Regions from separate parts of the Homo sapiens genome. Here region 2 is linked to region 1. A link is a loop called in an ENCODE intact Hi-C map of the cell type or tissue named here. Cell type or tissue: spleen. All regions are shown on one strand.

Region 1 (8,000 bases):
CTGAGACACCTGAAACTTCTGCAGCTAATTTGTAACCAACAGGGAGCCTGGCTGAAGGCAAAGACAATTTCCTAAGGATTGCAAAGAGGATAGATGAGTAATGACATCTCTGTCTACTATCTCACGCTAACCTGCAGCACCTCCCACCTCAGGACTTTCAGGGATGGCTGATTTTTAAAATTCCTTTTTATTTAAACCAGTCAGTTTTCTGTGATCACAGCTGAAAGCATCCAATCAGAGGCATTCCATCATCCTTTCCAGCCCCATTACTTCCTAGAAGCTATATTTCTAAGGCCACTCGCAACAGTAAACGTGTTAAAGAGAACCTTACAAACATGAGCTCCCCACATCTCTAAGAAGTAGTAAGATATTGTGATATAATAAGAAATACATATTTGGTCTTCATTTCTTGTTTCTGACACAGAGCTCCTAAATCCCTTGGAATTTCCTGGGTGAGAGGAATATCTTTTGTTCTAATGAGATAATTCTTTTTTGTTTGTTTGTTTTTGTTTTTTTTTTTTTGACATGGAGTCTCACTCTATCACCCAGGCTGGAGTGCAGTGCAGTGGCGTGATCTCGGCTCACTGCAAAGTCCACCTCCCTGGTTCAAGCAATTCTCCTGCCTCAGCCTCCCAAGTAGCTAGGACTACAGGCATGTGCCACCACACCCAGCTAATTTTTTGTATTTTTAGTAGAGACGGGGTTTCACCATGTTAACCAGGATGGTCTCGATCTCCTGACCTCATGATCTGCCGACCTCAGCCTCCCAAAGTGCTGGGATTATAGGCATGAGCTACTGCTACCAGCCAGTGAGATGATTCCTGGTAGCTCCTGAATGGGGGCTGGTCACCAGAAAGACCAAGCCATGACTGGAAGCTCAGAACTTTTAGCCAACCCCCTGCTCCTATCCTTGGGTGAGGGGAGAGGAGCTGGAGATTGAGTTAATAATGATCATTTCTACATAATGAAGTTTCCACAAATTACCTTGCATAATAAAGCCACATTATGCCTATGTGATGAAACTCTCCTAAAGTATGAGGTTCAGAGAGCAGAAGGGTCAATAAACAAGAACACATCGCACGCCAGGAGGGTGGTGTACCCCAACTACATGGGGACAGAAGCTCCTGCTCTTGGGGCTTTTCCAACCCCCATGGGCCTTTTCATCCTCTATCCTTTTTATAAGCAAGTGTTTCTCTGAGTTCTGTGGCACTGTCATAGCAAGTTATCCACCCTGAGGAGAAGGTTATGGGAATCCTCCATTTATAATGGGCAGCTGAGAATAAAAGAGGCCTGGAGGTGAGACTGGCATCTGAGGTGGGGGCAGTCTTGTGGGACTGAGCCCTTAACTTGTGGGATCTGGTTCCAACTTCAGGTAGGTTGTGTCATTATTGAATTCTAGGACACCCAGTTGGTGTTGGGAGAATAAGAGAGCTGGTTGGTGTTGGGAAAAAAAGAAAACCACACATCCAGTGTGGAAAGTGAAGCGTTCTGTGAGTACAGAAGGAAAAACCATTTGTTTTTCCTATATGGGTAGGGACTATCTTTAGGCCCATTTAAATAAAGAACAGGGGTTAAAAGGTTAAGTAATCTGAGACAACAGAGTGGCTTAGCCCAGAATGTGAAACCTGTCTGACCTGAGATCTTTGCTCTTACCCACTCTCTACCAGAAACTCTGAGAAAAAAAAACAGAAATTTTTCCAATCAGCCAGAAAGTTGCTGAGGGTCAGGGATAGAAATCCTTAATCATTCAGAAAGCCTCAATTTGAGAAATCTATCTTTTCAGAATCTCTTAAACTCCTTGAAACTCTAAATTGCTGCCAGAATGTTAGGAAGGGCTGATAAGCCCTTTGAATTCTTGTGCTATACTTTGGATTCTTCAATCATGATGATGAATCCCCAGCTAATTTCTACCATCTTTTTTTAAGAGATTGCACTATTTTCCAAACAATGTGCAATTAGGCATTGATTTTTATTATTAGTCCAAAGTCACATTGTTCTTCCTCTCTCTTTTTTCAGCTAACTGTTGGAGGTTGCTAAAGGTTTTTTTTATCTATTCAATAGAAAAAAATTATAAATATTTATTATGTAAAAATTACTGTAAAGAAAAGAGGACAGAACATAAAAAAGAAATGATCTATCACAGAACAAAAGTTATTGATCTTGAGATGTAACAAAAGACATTTAGGCAGGTTCTCAAGCAGGACTTTCTAACTAGAAGAGTAAAAGATATTGAAAGTGTTAACCAGAAAGCACATAATGAAATATCTCACAGAGTTTCTCCCAAAAAAAAGGGTGTGGAAATTTTAGGTGCAAACTTTCTTGATTGTGAAGGAGCAAGACTAGTTGTTTTGTTTTTGTTTTTGTTTTTTGTAACCATTTGGTTACAAAAAAAATTCAAACTAACTTAAATAAAAAGAGTTTACTGGAATGATATAGGAGTATCTTACAGAAGCCAAGCACAGGAACACCAAAAACAAAAGTCATTCAGCTGCCAAGGCCATCCCTCCCTGTCTTTCTCTTGCTTCCTTTTTTTCTTTATTTGCTTATCTTTCTCTCTCTCTTTTTCACTCTCTTTCATTACATTGTCATTCAGTTTGTTTTCAAAGCATTCTCTCTGCAAATGAGCTCTTCCTGTTGTACTACATACATCCCATTACCCAAGATGGCCCCTTCAGATCTCAATTCTAGATCATCTGAGAAGGTCAAGACACACAGCAAGCTAAACAATTATCTCTGCAACCCAATTCCAAATTTTCTGGGGAGGGTATGATTGGGCCAGCCCAGGTTCTGGGTTGTTCTCCTGAGCCAGGTACCCACTACTTGCCCAATCAGCTGTGACTAGAGAATAAGAAATATTCCCTAAGAACATGGACTAGAGTCCATTTCTGCTTACATGGGATGGGGAGAGCAAGGCAGAACAACTGTTCTCAGATTATACGGTGGGAGCTGGGTGAGTTCCCCAAAGGCTGTCTGCTGCACGTGATCTTTAGGGCTTTCTTCCACCATGAAATTCTCTATTCAAGAAGTTTTAATGATGACTTGGCTTCACCCTGCCCACCCCCTCCATTTCTCAAACGCAAATGCAAATAGGCAGGAGAAAGGAACTCGAGGCAGTGCCCGGCTCTGCTCCTCAGTTACGGAAGCTGGGCCCTAGGGTGGCGTTTCCTCCCAGAAGAAGTATGGGATGGAAGTGGTATTATCTTCAGCCTAAGCGAGGAAGCACAACCTCGGCAATTTCCTGGACCTTGCCCTCAGCTAATTAGCACTTTCACCCATCAGCCTCAGCTCAGCCCCAGAGTTAACCCTTTACCCGCCTCCATCAATCCTCGTGCCTCAGATTTCTCAAATCCCCTGCCCACCTCAAACACACACACAAATGTGTAGCGGGAATGGAACAGGGCTCTGCTCAGGCCATTCGCCTGAGTCCCTCATCCACATTGCCTACATAGAGGACTTTCTATTAAATAAAATGAAAAAAAAAGGTCATTGTGGTACTCCCCTGCTCCAAACCCTTCTCTGCATCCCCTCTATCAACAGGACATGGGTCCTTGACTTGGGCTAGAAGGTCCTGCAGACACAGCCCTGTATATCCCACTAGACTTGTCTCAGGCTCCTCTACAGTAGACATAGCCCATGTTTCAGCCTTCACTGAATTGTCTGCAGTTCCCTAACTCGCAGTATGATGTTCCCATCTCTGCACATTGCTACATGCTCCTCCTCCCATTTGAACTGCACCTCTTCTCCTCAGCCGCTCATGGCTATGCCCCTGCTTCTGCGGTGGCACTATGGCACCAGGAGGAAGTTATCTGGGTTCATGTCTGCTCTCTGTATTGAGCTTTTAACTCCTTAAAAGCAAGGACTCTGCTCTGCTCAGGGCCATATATCCAGGGCTGAGGGGAGTGTTAGTGCATCACGAAATGCTTGAAGGAAGAACACAAGAGAGAATGCAAATGAGAAGAACAGGAAAGAAACAGGGAAGGAAGAAATCTTCCTTCCCCTTAACAATGTCCCTGACCAGCTGTGAAAACAAAGGCAGGTGGTTCTCGGACAGAGCATACTTCTTCGATCAGTCCTAGGCTTTACAGCTTTCAGAACCCATTCATACACAAAAGCTCATTTGATCCTCATACATCCCTGTTAGGCGAACAACAATTGCCCCCATTTTACAAAGAGGAAAGACAAAAGCTAGAGAAGTTAAGTGACTTGAAAGAGCACCAGCGAGTCTCGGCATTCAGAGCCGAGGGGATTCCTTCCCCACAAGAGGATGCTTTCCTGGTCAGCAGAGATCAACTGTGCAAGGGGTTGGTGGTCTCTGAAGTGTCCCAGGCTGGCTTAGCCTGGAGGCGATCCCACTTTGAGCAGCCACCCAGGAGCTGGTGTCCCCACTCACTGCCCAGTTCCTACCACAGTACAAACATCATATTATTTCCCTGGGTCGAACAGCCTGACGCCAGCTCAGCTTCCTTCTGGCCCCTGTCTCTGTCCTACATCTGGGGAGACAGTGAATAATCCTTCCTTTCTTTCTGGAGGTTGTTGCCTTCAAGGTATTTATAGACTGCTCCTGGCCCCGCTGAGGCATCTTTTCTCTCCTGTTTAAATTTAGCTGCCTTTGTCTTCTTCCTCTGACTTATCTGCTGATCCTGCCTGGATTTCCTCTACTGCCTTTGTTCTCCCTGTGTTTGTTCCACATGTCTCTCATCTGCTGAGCCCAACGATCTCACCAAAGAGTTTCTCTGAAGCCTTATATAACTTTCTCCTCCATGCTCAGACCTCTCCAACAATCCTCTCTCTGCCCACTTTTCACTTTCTCTTGCAGCAAGTTTCACCTTTATCTTCTCTCAATCCAGTCCATTTGCAAAAAGGGAAAACTGGCATGGCCAATTTGCAAACAGCCAGAACAAAAGACTTTTCGATCTTGTCTGCCATTTTTACTTTTAAAGGCTCCTGGTTTTGACATGTCTAACTTGAGTCGCACATCTCAGAATCATTTTGTCTTATGTGTGCGTAGACGTGTCAAAGTCTTGGGCATCTTTGTTCTTTCAAAACTGACCATAAGACAGTTCTTGTCTTAGCACCGGAAAGAGCAATTGCTCTCAAAATCCAGAGGAGGAAAGTGCACTGTTTTGCCTGTAATAACATTTAATAGCTATAAGGTAGATCGAGATGAGATGTCCCACCTCTAAATCATAAAGGGGTCTCTGATCCTAAGGGCTCCAGGCTTAGGCAGGTCAATAAATGAAGCAGGCCTGACCACAGATATTAGGCACCTGCAGCATGTATACAGTAAAGGCAGTAGCATATCTCATCATTCTGGTCTTCTGATTTGTTCCAGACACATCAAAAATCTGGACTTTTAAATAATGGCAATTAATGCAAAATTTTAAAAAATATTATATGATCAGAATAGAACACAGACCACAAGTTGTGGCCCCCGCACAACCCCATCCATCCTCCGCTTTAGATGTCAGTCATCCTTGCTCCCTGCCACCTCCCTAGCCATGGCTTATAGACCAAGTGACCCTTCCAGATTCATTTAGCATTTCTATTGCACTCAGTCTTACAGCTTCATTTCCACTCCTCTGCTATTCTTAAAACCGGATTCTGGGCCAGGAGCGGTGGCTCATGCCTATAATCCCAACATTTTGGGAGGCCAAGGCGGGTGGATAACATGAGGTCAGGAGTTTGAGACCAGCCTGGCCAACATGATGAAACCCCATCTTTACTAAAAATACAAAAATTAGCCGGGCGTGGTGGCATGTACCTGTAGTCCTAGCTACTCAGGAGGCTGAGGTAGGAAAATTGCTTGAACCCAGGAGGAGGAGCTTGCAGTGAGCCAAGATCACGCCACTGCACTCCAGCATGGGTGACAGAGGGAGACTCTATCTCAAAAAAATAAAAAGTTTAAAAATTTAAAAAATTAAAAAAACTGGATTCTAAACCAATAACAGCAGGACTTTCCCTCTAATTCAAGCTCCCTGTGGACTTTCTGTCTTGTCTTTATGCTTGGCAAGAGTGGTGTTCATTTTCAGAATGGTCTCCCAGAAGATCTTCTGTGATACATCAGTCGGGATGAGCTAGGTTATACTCTAGAAACAAATGGCATTAAAATCCCAGAGGTTTAAATTACAAAAATTCACTGCTTGTCCATGCCACAAGTCCACTGAGGGGCTTTGCTCCAAGCCACTTGGACTCAGGTTGGTGGGGCAGCCACTATCTGAAGTGTTACCACCATCATGTCAGAGTATGACAAATCGCACACTGGCTCTCAAACCTTTTTCCCAGAAGCAACACTTATATCTCTTCGACTCACATTTCATTTCCCAGAGCAGGTTACACAGCCATATCCAATTTCAAAGGAGATGAAGAAATGTCATTTTATCATGTTCCTGGAAGGCGGGAGGATGGAAGTGTCTGGTAGCACTAACTGATTACCACATATGGTATTTCCACTTTAGAGGGAGGTTTCTTAGTTAGTTCTACCCATTGGTTCCAAAGTCATTCATTTATTCATTTAACAGTAATAACTGAGCAAAGCCCTGAAGTGGGAAATCTAGGGACAGGAATAAGAACTGACCTTTACCTTCAAGCAGCTATGACTTATCTAGGGAACATCCACAGATCTGTGCCAATAATTTGTAAACAAGGTACACAGGAGGTGCCTCAGGCAAGTGTAAATGAAGTACTGAGCATAGAAAAGGCAGTAAACATGGGGACATTGGCATCTGGGCAAATCTTTGGAACAGGAGAAAGGTAGACATGAGCAGGAAGGACCTTTCCTCTCCCCTCCCACACCCAGGTAGCTGCACTGCCCATACGAAGCAAAATCCCTCCACCCGAATATTTGTGACCACAATGATAGATGAAAGTACCAAACAGGTACAACTTCCTGAATAACTAGTCCTACACCTGGGCATATGATGCAGGCAAAGAGAAATACACATCACATCAAAAGCAGTTCCCACCCCTACCTATGGGTCCAAGACCACAATAAAGCTCATTGCTTCAATTCAAACTTCAGCTCCTCCACTTACTTGCTACATGAACTTGGGCAAGTCATTGAGCTACCTGTGTCTGTTTCCTCATATGCAAAACGTAGGTAATAATGGTACCTACCTCAAAGGGTTGATATCAGAATTGAATGGGTTAATACAGGTAATGAGACAAGTAAAGGCAGGCCGGGCTCACAGTAGACATCATGTAAGTAGTGGCTAGCACCCTCATCCTGCCCTCGTCATTGTCTTGATATGATTGTCATCTTGTTGCTTCTCCCTCCTTCAACATCTCAGTTGCTTACTACAACTCCTAAAGTGTGTGTGCTTGGCATTGACTAAGACTGTTCTTACGTGGTCCATGGAAGGAGATTTCATCCTCAAAAAACATTAGGCAGAGGGAAGAGGGCTTTGTGCCCTCAGGGGTGGTCTACCTGAACACTATTGTGTACCCCATCTCTTCCTCATCACCAGTAAATTTCTAATAAATATCTCTTTTAAACTTTTATTTTAGGTTCGGAGGTACATGTGAAGGTATGTACACAAGTAAATTCGTGGGTTCGTTTTACAGATTATTTCATCAACCAGGAATTAAGCCCATTACCTAATGATTATCTTTTCCACTCCTCTCCCTCCTCTTACCCTCCACCCTTGAGTAGACCCCAGTGTCTCTTGTGTCCCGCTTTGTGCTCATAAGTTCTCATCATTTAGCTTCCACTTATAAGCGAGAACATGTGGTATTTGGTTTTCTGTTCCTGCGTTAGTTTGCTAAGGATAATAGCCTCCATTTCTATCCATGTTCTCACAAAAGACATGATCTCATTCTTTTTTACGGCTGTAAGGTATTCCATGGTGTATATGTACCACATCTTCTTTATTCAATCTGTCAATGAGCATTTAAGTTCAGTCCATCTTTGCTATTGTGAATAGTGCTGCTATGAACATTTGCATGCATGTGTCTTTATGGTAGAATGATTTATATTCCTCTGGTATACATCCCATAAAGGAACT
Region 2 (8,000 bases), 290 kb before region 1:
GGGACCTAACTAAACTAAACAGCTTCTGCACAGCAAAAGAAACTATCAACAGAATAAACAGGCAACCTACAGAATGGGAGAAAATATTTATAAACTATGCATCTGACAAAGGCCTAATGTCCAGAATGTATAAGCAACTTTTAAAAATCAGCAAGCAAAAAATAAATCTCATTACAAAGTGGGCAAAGAACATGAACAGACACTTCTCATAAGAAGAAAACCATGCAGCCAACATACATATGAAAAAAGTGCTTATCATCATTAATCATCAAGGAAATGCAAATCAAAACTACATGAGACACCATCTCACACCAGTCAGAATAGCTTTTGTTAAAAAGTCAAAAAAACAAACAAACAAAAAAATGTTGGCCAAGCTGTAGAGAAAAGAAAATGCTTATGTGCTATTGGTGGGAATGTAAATTAGCTCCTGCACAGTGGAGAGCAGTTTGGCGATTTCTCAAAGGACTGCGTTGAGCCAGCTATCCCATTAGTAGGTGTACACCTGAAGGAATACAAATCTTTCTACCAAACAGACACCTCAACCTGTATGTTCATCACAGCACTATTCACAAGTGCAAAAATATGGCATCAACCTAGGTGCCCATCAATGGTGGATTGGATAAAGAAAATATGACATATATGCACCATTAAATATTATCCATCCATAAATAAGAATAAAATTATGTTCTTTGCAGTAAGACGGATGCAGCAGGAGGCCATTTTCCTAAAGAAAATAATAGAAAAACAAATACTGTTATGTTCTCACTTGTAAGTGCGACCTAAACATTGGGTACACACTGACATGAAGACGGGAAAAATAGACACTGGAAAATACAAGAAGGAGGAGGAAGGGAGGGGGTCAAGGGCTGAAAAATTACCTATTGGGTACTGTCTTCACTTCTTGGTTATGTTAGTCCATTTTTGCACCACTATAAATACCCGAGGCTAGGCAAGTTATAAACAAAAAAAGAGGTTTAATTGTGTCACAGTTCTGCAGGCTGTACAAGAAGCATGGCACCAGCATCTGATTGTAGTGAGGACTCAGGAGCTCACAATCACGGCAGAAGGTAAAGGGAAAGTAGTCAATGTCACATAGCATAAGTAGGAGTAGGAGATGTGGGGGAAGAGTCACACACTTTTAAACAATAGATATTGTGAAAATTCACTCTTTAACTATCATGAGGACAGAACCCAGCCATTCATGATGGATCAACCCTGCAGTATCTTCTGCAAGGCCCCACCTCCAACATGGGGAATCATATTCACCATCAGATTTGGAGGAGACAGACACCCAAATTATATCACTGTCTGACAGGTTCAATCATCTTCCAAACCTCAGGGTCATGCAATACACCTTTTAACAAACCTGCACATGTACCCCCAGGAATCTAAAGTAAAACACGTAATAGACAAAAGAAAAGGAAAGTCAGATACTAGTTACATTTCAGGCACTCCTGAAAGTGTAGTCTACATACTGCTTCCCTTTCTTACAACAGTTAATGTGGCAAACCCTGTGCCTCAACCTTATCATTTCAGTGCACGCTAGCCAATTTTCTTGATGCCAGCTACATTTCTTTATCTGAGGATCATCTTCCCACTACTTTTCCACCACCCAGCAAGCCAGAAGTGTTAAAAAATTTAACACTCCCAAAGAGCAACTTTCAACCAAAAACTTATTCAAAAAATGAGAAAAGGAAGCAAAAGTGAAAAAATAACTAGTGGGACAAAAGGAAACAACAGAAAGACTTTAGATTTATGTGCAATCATATCAATAATCACTCTAAATGAAAATGTTCTATATACCCCCAATTAAAATGTAAAATTTATATTAGTATGAATAAAGCAAGATCAAAAACATACCTCCTAAAAGAAACTTACTTTAAATATTAAGGGACAAATAAGTTAAAGTTAAAAGGCTGGGAAAAGATAAGCCTTGCTAAAACTAACCAAAGGAGAGCTGGCACAGCTGTCTTAACATCGGACTAATTAAATGCTACAACAAAGAAAACAAACAGGGATAATGATGGTAATTCCATATTAATAGAGAAACCAATTTATCAAGAAGACACAACAATCCTAAGCATTTATGCACTTAATAGCGGAGCTTCCAAATATATGAAGCAAATACTGACAGAAATGTAAGGAGAAATAAATAAATCCACAACTAGAGTTGGAGATTTCAACATTGTTCCCTAAAAATTAATAGCACAAGTCAATAAAATATCAGTATTGACATAAAAGACTTAGACAACACTATCAAAACAAACATTATCGTTTATAGAACACTTCAATAATAGCAGAAAACACATTGTTTTTAAATGCAGTTAGAATAGTAGCCAAAATAGATTATATTTTATCTCAATAAAAAGCCTCAATAAATTTAAAAGAATTCAAGCCATGGAAAGTATGTTCTCTAACTCAATGTAACTAAATGAGAAACCAATGATAAATAGAAAGCTCTCTGGAAAATTCCTAAATAGTTTGAAAATAAATAATATAATTCTAAATAATCTATGAGTGAAAAAAGGAACAAAAATAACTAGAGAAATTATTTTTAATGGATAGAAGATGAAAACGCAATGAATCAAAAATGAGCGGAAACCCAGTAAAGTGGCTCATAGAGGGAAGTTTGTAACGCTAACCACCAACATTAGAAAAGGAATATTTCTTAAATGACTCTGAGCCAGAATTCCTCTGATGCCAAAATCATACAAAGACGTTACATGAAAAGAAGATGACAGATACCACACTTTGTTCTCTCCTAAGTGAAACTTCGTTCCAACCAACTGCACTGTTCCTTTCTCTTTGCCTCTGTACATCTTCTTATTCCAACCTGGAATGCCTTTTCTGTTAACTGTGGATAATCACTAACTTCTTGCATGAAATTTTTACCCACCACTATAGCAGACAATCATCCATCCTTCTTCTACAATTCTGCAGCATGTTTTGCCTTGAATAAAGCAAATGATACTTTGAACTGCAGGTTTTCTTTATTCTCTTCTTTTTTTAAACACAGGGTGAACTTTTTAAGTACAAGATGTTTTTTCTATTTTAAAATATTTAATTGGCAAATAAATATTGTATCTATTCAAGATGTATAATGCAATGATTTGATATATGTATACATTGTGTAACAATAACTGCAATCAAATTAATTAACCTATCCATCACACTCATGCTGTAAGTGAGATCCCCAGAACTTAGTCATATTGTAACATAAAGTTTGAAGTTGGACCAACATCTCCCCATTTTTTCTACACCCAGTGCCCAGAAACCACAGTTTTACTTTGCTTCTGTGGGTTGGACTTTATTAAAATTTCACATATAAACAAGATTATGCAGTTTTTGTCTTTCTTTGACTGGCTAAATATACTTATAACAATGTCTTCCAAACATTCATGTTGTCACAAATGACAGAATTTTCTTCCTTTCAAAGTCTGTATGTATTATATTGTGTATACGTGTCACATTTTCTTTCTTCATTCAAACACTGTTGGACACCTAGGTTGATTCCTTATCTTAGCTATTGTGAATAATGCTGCAGTGAACCTGGGAGTGCAGATATCTCTTCAATACACTGATTTCAATTACTTGAGATTTGCACCAGAAGTAGGGTTGCTAGAGCATATGGTAATTCTATTTTTAGTGTTTAGAGAAACCTACACACTGTCTTCCATAATGGCCGTATTAATTAATATTCTCACCAACAGTGTACAGTTGTTCTCTTTGCTCCACATCTTGGCCAACACTTTTTACATTTCATTTTTTTGATAATTGTTATTATAACAGGTGTTGTCTTTTATCTTTTTGATACTAGTCATTCTAACAGTGATAAGATGATATTTGTTTATAGTTTTTAGTTGCATTTCCATGATGATTAGTGATGTTGAACAGTTTTTCAGATATCTGTTAGCCATTTGTACATCTTCTTTCGAAAAATGTTTACTCAGGTTTTTGTCAGTCTTTAATGGGGATATTCGTTTTCTTGCCATTGAGTTGAGTTCCTTATACATTTTGGATATTATTTGCTTATCAAATGTATGATTTGCAAATATTCTCTCTCAGTCTGTGGGTTGTGTCTTCACTCTGTTAATTGTTTGCTTTACTATGCAGAAGTTTTTAGTTTGATGCAATCTCATTTGTCTATTTTTGCTGTTGCTACTTTTGCTATGTTTCTGGGGTCACATCTAAAGACATCCTTGCAAAGACCAATGTCGTGGATGGTTTTCCCTGTGTTTTATTCTATTAGTTTTACAGTTTCAGGTCTTACATTTAAGTTTTAATCAACTTTAAGTTATTTTTGTATATGGTATGAGATAAGGTCCAATTTCTTTATTCTGTGTGTGGATATCCAATTTTCCCAAGAACATTTATTGAAGAAACACTCCTTTCCCCATTGTGTATTCCTGGCATCTTTGTCAAAAATCAATTGATCATAAATGTGTGGATTTATTTCTGGGCTCTCTATTCTGTTTCACTGGTCTATGTGTCTATTTTTATTCCAGTACCATGTTGTTTTGATTACTATATCTTTGTAAGTCATTTTGAAGTCAGGTAGTGTGATGCCTCCACTTTCGTTCTCTCTACTCCAGATTGCTTTGTCTATATGGCATCTTTTGTGATTCCATATGAACTTTAGAACTTTTTTCCATGTATCTGAAAAATGCCATTGAAAATTTGAGGAGCATTGCATTGAATCTGTAGATTGATTTTTGTAGTACAGACATTTCAACAATATTAATTCTTCCAATTTAAAAACATAGGCATCTTTCTATTTACTTGTGTCTTTTTCAATTTATTTCATCAATGTATTTCCATTTTCATTGTAGAGATCTTAAACCTCCTTGGGTAAATTTACTCCTAAGTATTTTTTGATGCTATTTTAAATGGGATTATTTTCTTAGTTTATTTTTCAGATAGTTCATTGTTAGTGCGTAGAAACACTCTTGATTTTTGCATACTGGTTTTGTATCCTCCGAATTTACTGAATTTATTTACTAGTTCAACAGTTTTTGGTGGGGTCTTTAGGATTTTCTTTTTTTTTTTTTTACTTTAAGTTTTAGGGTACATGCACAAAACGTGCAGCTTTGTTACCTATGTATACATGTGCCATGTTGGTGTGCTGCACCCATCAACTCATCATTTAGCATTAGGTATATCTCCTAATGCTATCCCCCACTCCACAACAGGCCCTGGTGTGTGATGTTCCCTTTCCTGTGTCCAAGTGTTCTCATTGTTCAATTCCCACCTATGAGTGAGAATATGCTGTGTTTGATTTTTTGTCCTTGGGATAGTTTGCTGAGAATGATGGTTTCCAGCTTCATCCATGTCCCTACAAAGGACACAAACTCATCATTTTTTATGGCTGCATAGTATTCCATGGTGTTTATGTGCCACATTTTCTTAATCCAGTCTATCATTGTTGGACATTTGGATTGGTTCCAAGTCTTTGCTATTGTGAATAGTGCCGCAATAAACATACGTGTGCATGTGTCTTTGGATAATGTCAACAAACAGAAACAATTTCACTTCTTCCTTTCCTTTATGGATGCCTCATTTCTTTTTCTTCCCTACTTTTTTGGCTAGGACTCTAGTAGTATGTTGAATAGAGAGATGAAAGGGGCATCCTCATCCTGCTCTTGTTCTTAGAGAAAAACTTAATTTTTAACCATTAAGAATGATATTTGTTCTGGGTTTTTCATGTATGGCTTTTATTATTTTGAGGTAAATTTCTTCTATATCTGATTTGTTCAGAGTTCTTGTCATGAAAATATGTTCAATTTTGTCAAATGTCTTTACTGCATCTATTGAGATATTCAAATGGTGTTTTACTTCCACTTTAATATAATATATTACATTTATGGATTTGTATATATTGAACCATTCTTGCACCCCAGGGATAAAGCCTACTTAATCTTGATGATTTTTTAATGTGCTGTGAATTTAGTTTGCTAGTATTTTGTCAAGGGTTTTTGCCTCTATCTTCATAAGAATGTCTGCCTGTAATTTACTTTTCTTGTAGTCCCTTTGTCTGGCTTTGTATTAGGATAGCGCTGGCTTCATAAAATGTTTTACAAGTAAGTATTCCCTCCTTTTCAATTTATTTTCAATCTCTATCAGATACAGTATAGAAGTATATTATGTTCACCTGCAAAGGATAGCGGTATACATTAAGTTTTGCCACAGGGATATTTTAAATTTCCTCTTCTCGTATATAGTACACTTTGAAACAAACTTGATTTCCTGGGCATTCTGCAAGAAATCATCATGCTAGTGAAAGGGAAAGTTGCCTGAACTAAAAATACACTCAAACATCTGAGATGTTGCAAATAGTTCGACTGGTTACTCAAATATCTGGAAAAAATGATTGGAAGATATGAGACAAAGAAACCTGGATAAGAAGTATGTGGATATAACTATGGGTATGTGCACAATGGGTGCAGACTGTTTTGTCTCATATCAATGTCAATGAATATTACCCCCTGTGGAAGTCACCGAACAGGTAGATGGGATGACTTGACCAGTTGATGGCAACCACCCTTTTTCTTCAACCACCTCAGTGCTAACACAGTGGATTCATGAACAACATAACCATGGTGGTAGGGATAGAAGCTACACAGAAATACAGCAGCATAGGCTTCCCTTGCCAAGGTTGATCAAACAGCCTCACTAATGCTGTTGATGTTGCTGTTGCTGAACATTCATCTTGCAATAGAAAGGCCTGATTCTGGGCCATCAATATAATCCCATCCCTTGACTACCCCAACCCCTGAGCCACAGGTGTTAAGTTGATCATATCAGACTCCTTCCACATTGCAAGAAGCAATGTTTAGATCTCACTGGATTAACAAAATTTTTAGATAAGAATTTGCCTTTCCAGTCTGTGATGCTGTATTAGTCCACTTTCACACAGCTATAAAGAACTGCTTAAAACTGGGTAATTTATTGAAGATAGCAGTTTAATCAACTCAGTTCTGCATGGCTGAGGAAGCCTCAGGAAACTTACAATCATGGTGAAAAAGGAAGCAAACAGGCCCTTCTTCACATGGTGGCAGAAGAGAGAAGTGCTGAGTAAAGGGGTAAAAGCCCCTTATGAAACTCAGATCTCATGAGAACTCACTCACTATCACAAGAACATCATGAGAGTAAGAACCCCCAAGATTCAATTACCTCCCACCAGGTTCCTCCCACTACATGTGGGGATTATGGAAACTACAATTCAAGATGAGATTTGGGTGGGGACACAGCCAAACCATATCATTTCACCCCTGACCCTTCCCAAATCTCATGGCCTCACATTTCAAAACACAATCATGCCTTTCCAACAGTCCCCCAAAGTCTTAACTCATTCCAGGCTTAACCCAAAAGTCCAAGTCCGAAGTCTCATCTGAGACAACGCAAGTCTCTTCCATCTATGAGCCTGTAAAATCAAAAGCAAGTTAGTTACTTCCTAGAAACAATGGGTGTACAAGTATCAGGTAAATACACCTGTTCAAAATAGGAGAAATTGTACAAAGCAAATGGGCTACAGGCCCCATGCATGTCTGAATTCCAATAGGCCAGTCATTAAACCTTAAAGTTCCAAAATGATCCTTTGACTCCATGTCTCACATCCAGGTCATGCTGATGCAAGAGGTGGGCTTTCATAATTTAGGCAGCTCTGCCTCTGGGGCTTTACAGGGTATAGCTCCCCTCCTGGCTGCTTTCATGGGCTGGCATTTCATGTCTACAGCTTTTCCAGGCACACAGTGCAAGCTGTCGGTGAATCTACTATTCTGGGATCTGGAGGATGGTAGCCCTCTTCTCACAGCTCCACTAGGTAGTGCACCAGTGAGGATTCTTTGTGGGGGCTCCATCCCCATGTGTCCCTTCCACATTGCCCTAACAGAGCTTCTCCATGAGGGCTCTGTCCTTACAGCAAACATCTATCTGGACATCCAGGCATTTCCTTACATCTTCTGAAATATAGGAAAGTGGTTTCCAAACCTCAATTCTTGACT

What was found. Hi-C counts contacts between places; a loop is a spot of excess contacts. Peaks named below come from ENCODE experiments on the same cell type or tissue, not always from the same donor. Only the 100,000 strongest peaks of a DNase experiment are listed, where the experiment ranks them.
Region 2: a loop joins it to region 1, with 5 times the contacts of the local background. A loop is called at or near these places in 44 of 110 quality-filtered maps.

The regions. Positions count from the first base shown.
Region 1 is chr11:57,120,609-57,128,608 of GRCh38, forward strand. The region is part of intron 6 of LOC105369309 (a long non-coding RNA gene); the gene reads right to left. Among named protein-coding and RNA genes, the nearest start is that of LRRC55, 57 kb to the right of the region's middle. RefSeq lists an enhancer at 3,858-4,501. In spleen, no CTCF peak of the experiment used is centred here; a DNase peak (open chromatin) is centred at 3,158; H3K27ac peaks cover 1,732 bases; H3K27me3 peaks cover 3,099 bases.
Region 2 is chr11:56,830,931-56,838,930 of GRCh38, forward strand. No RefSeq gene overlaps it. Among named protein-coding and RNA genes, the nearest start is that of LINC02735, 14 kb to the right of the region's middle. In spleen, no CTCF peak of the experiment used is centred here; no DNase peak of the experiment used is centred here.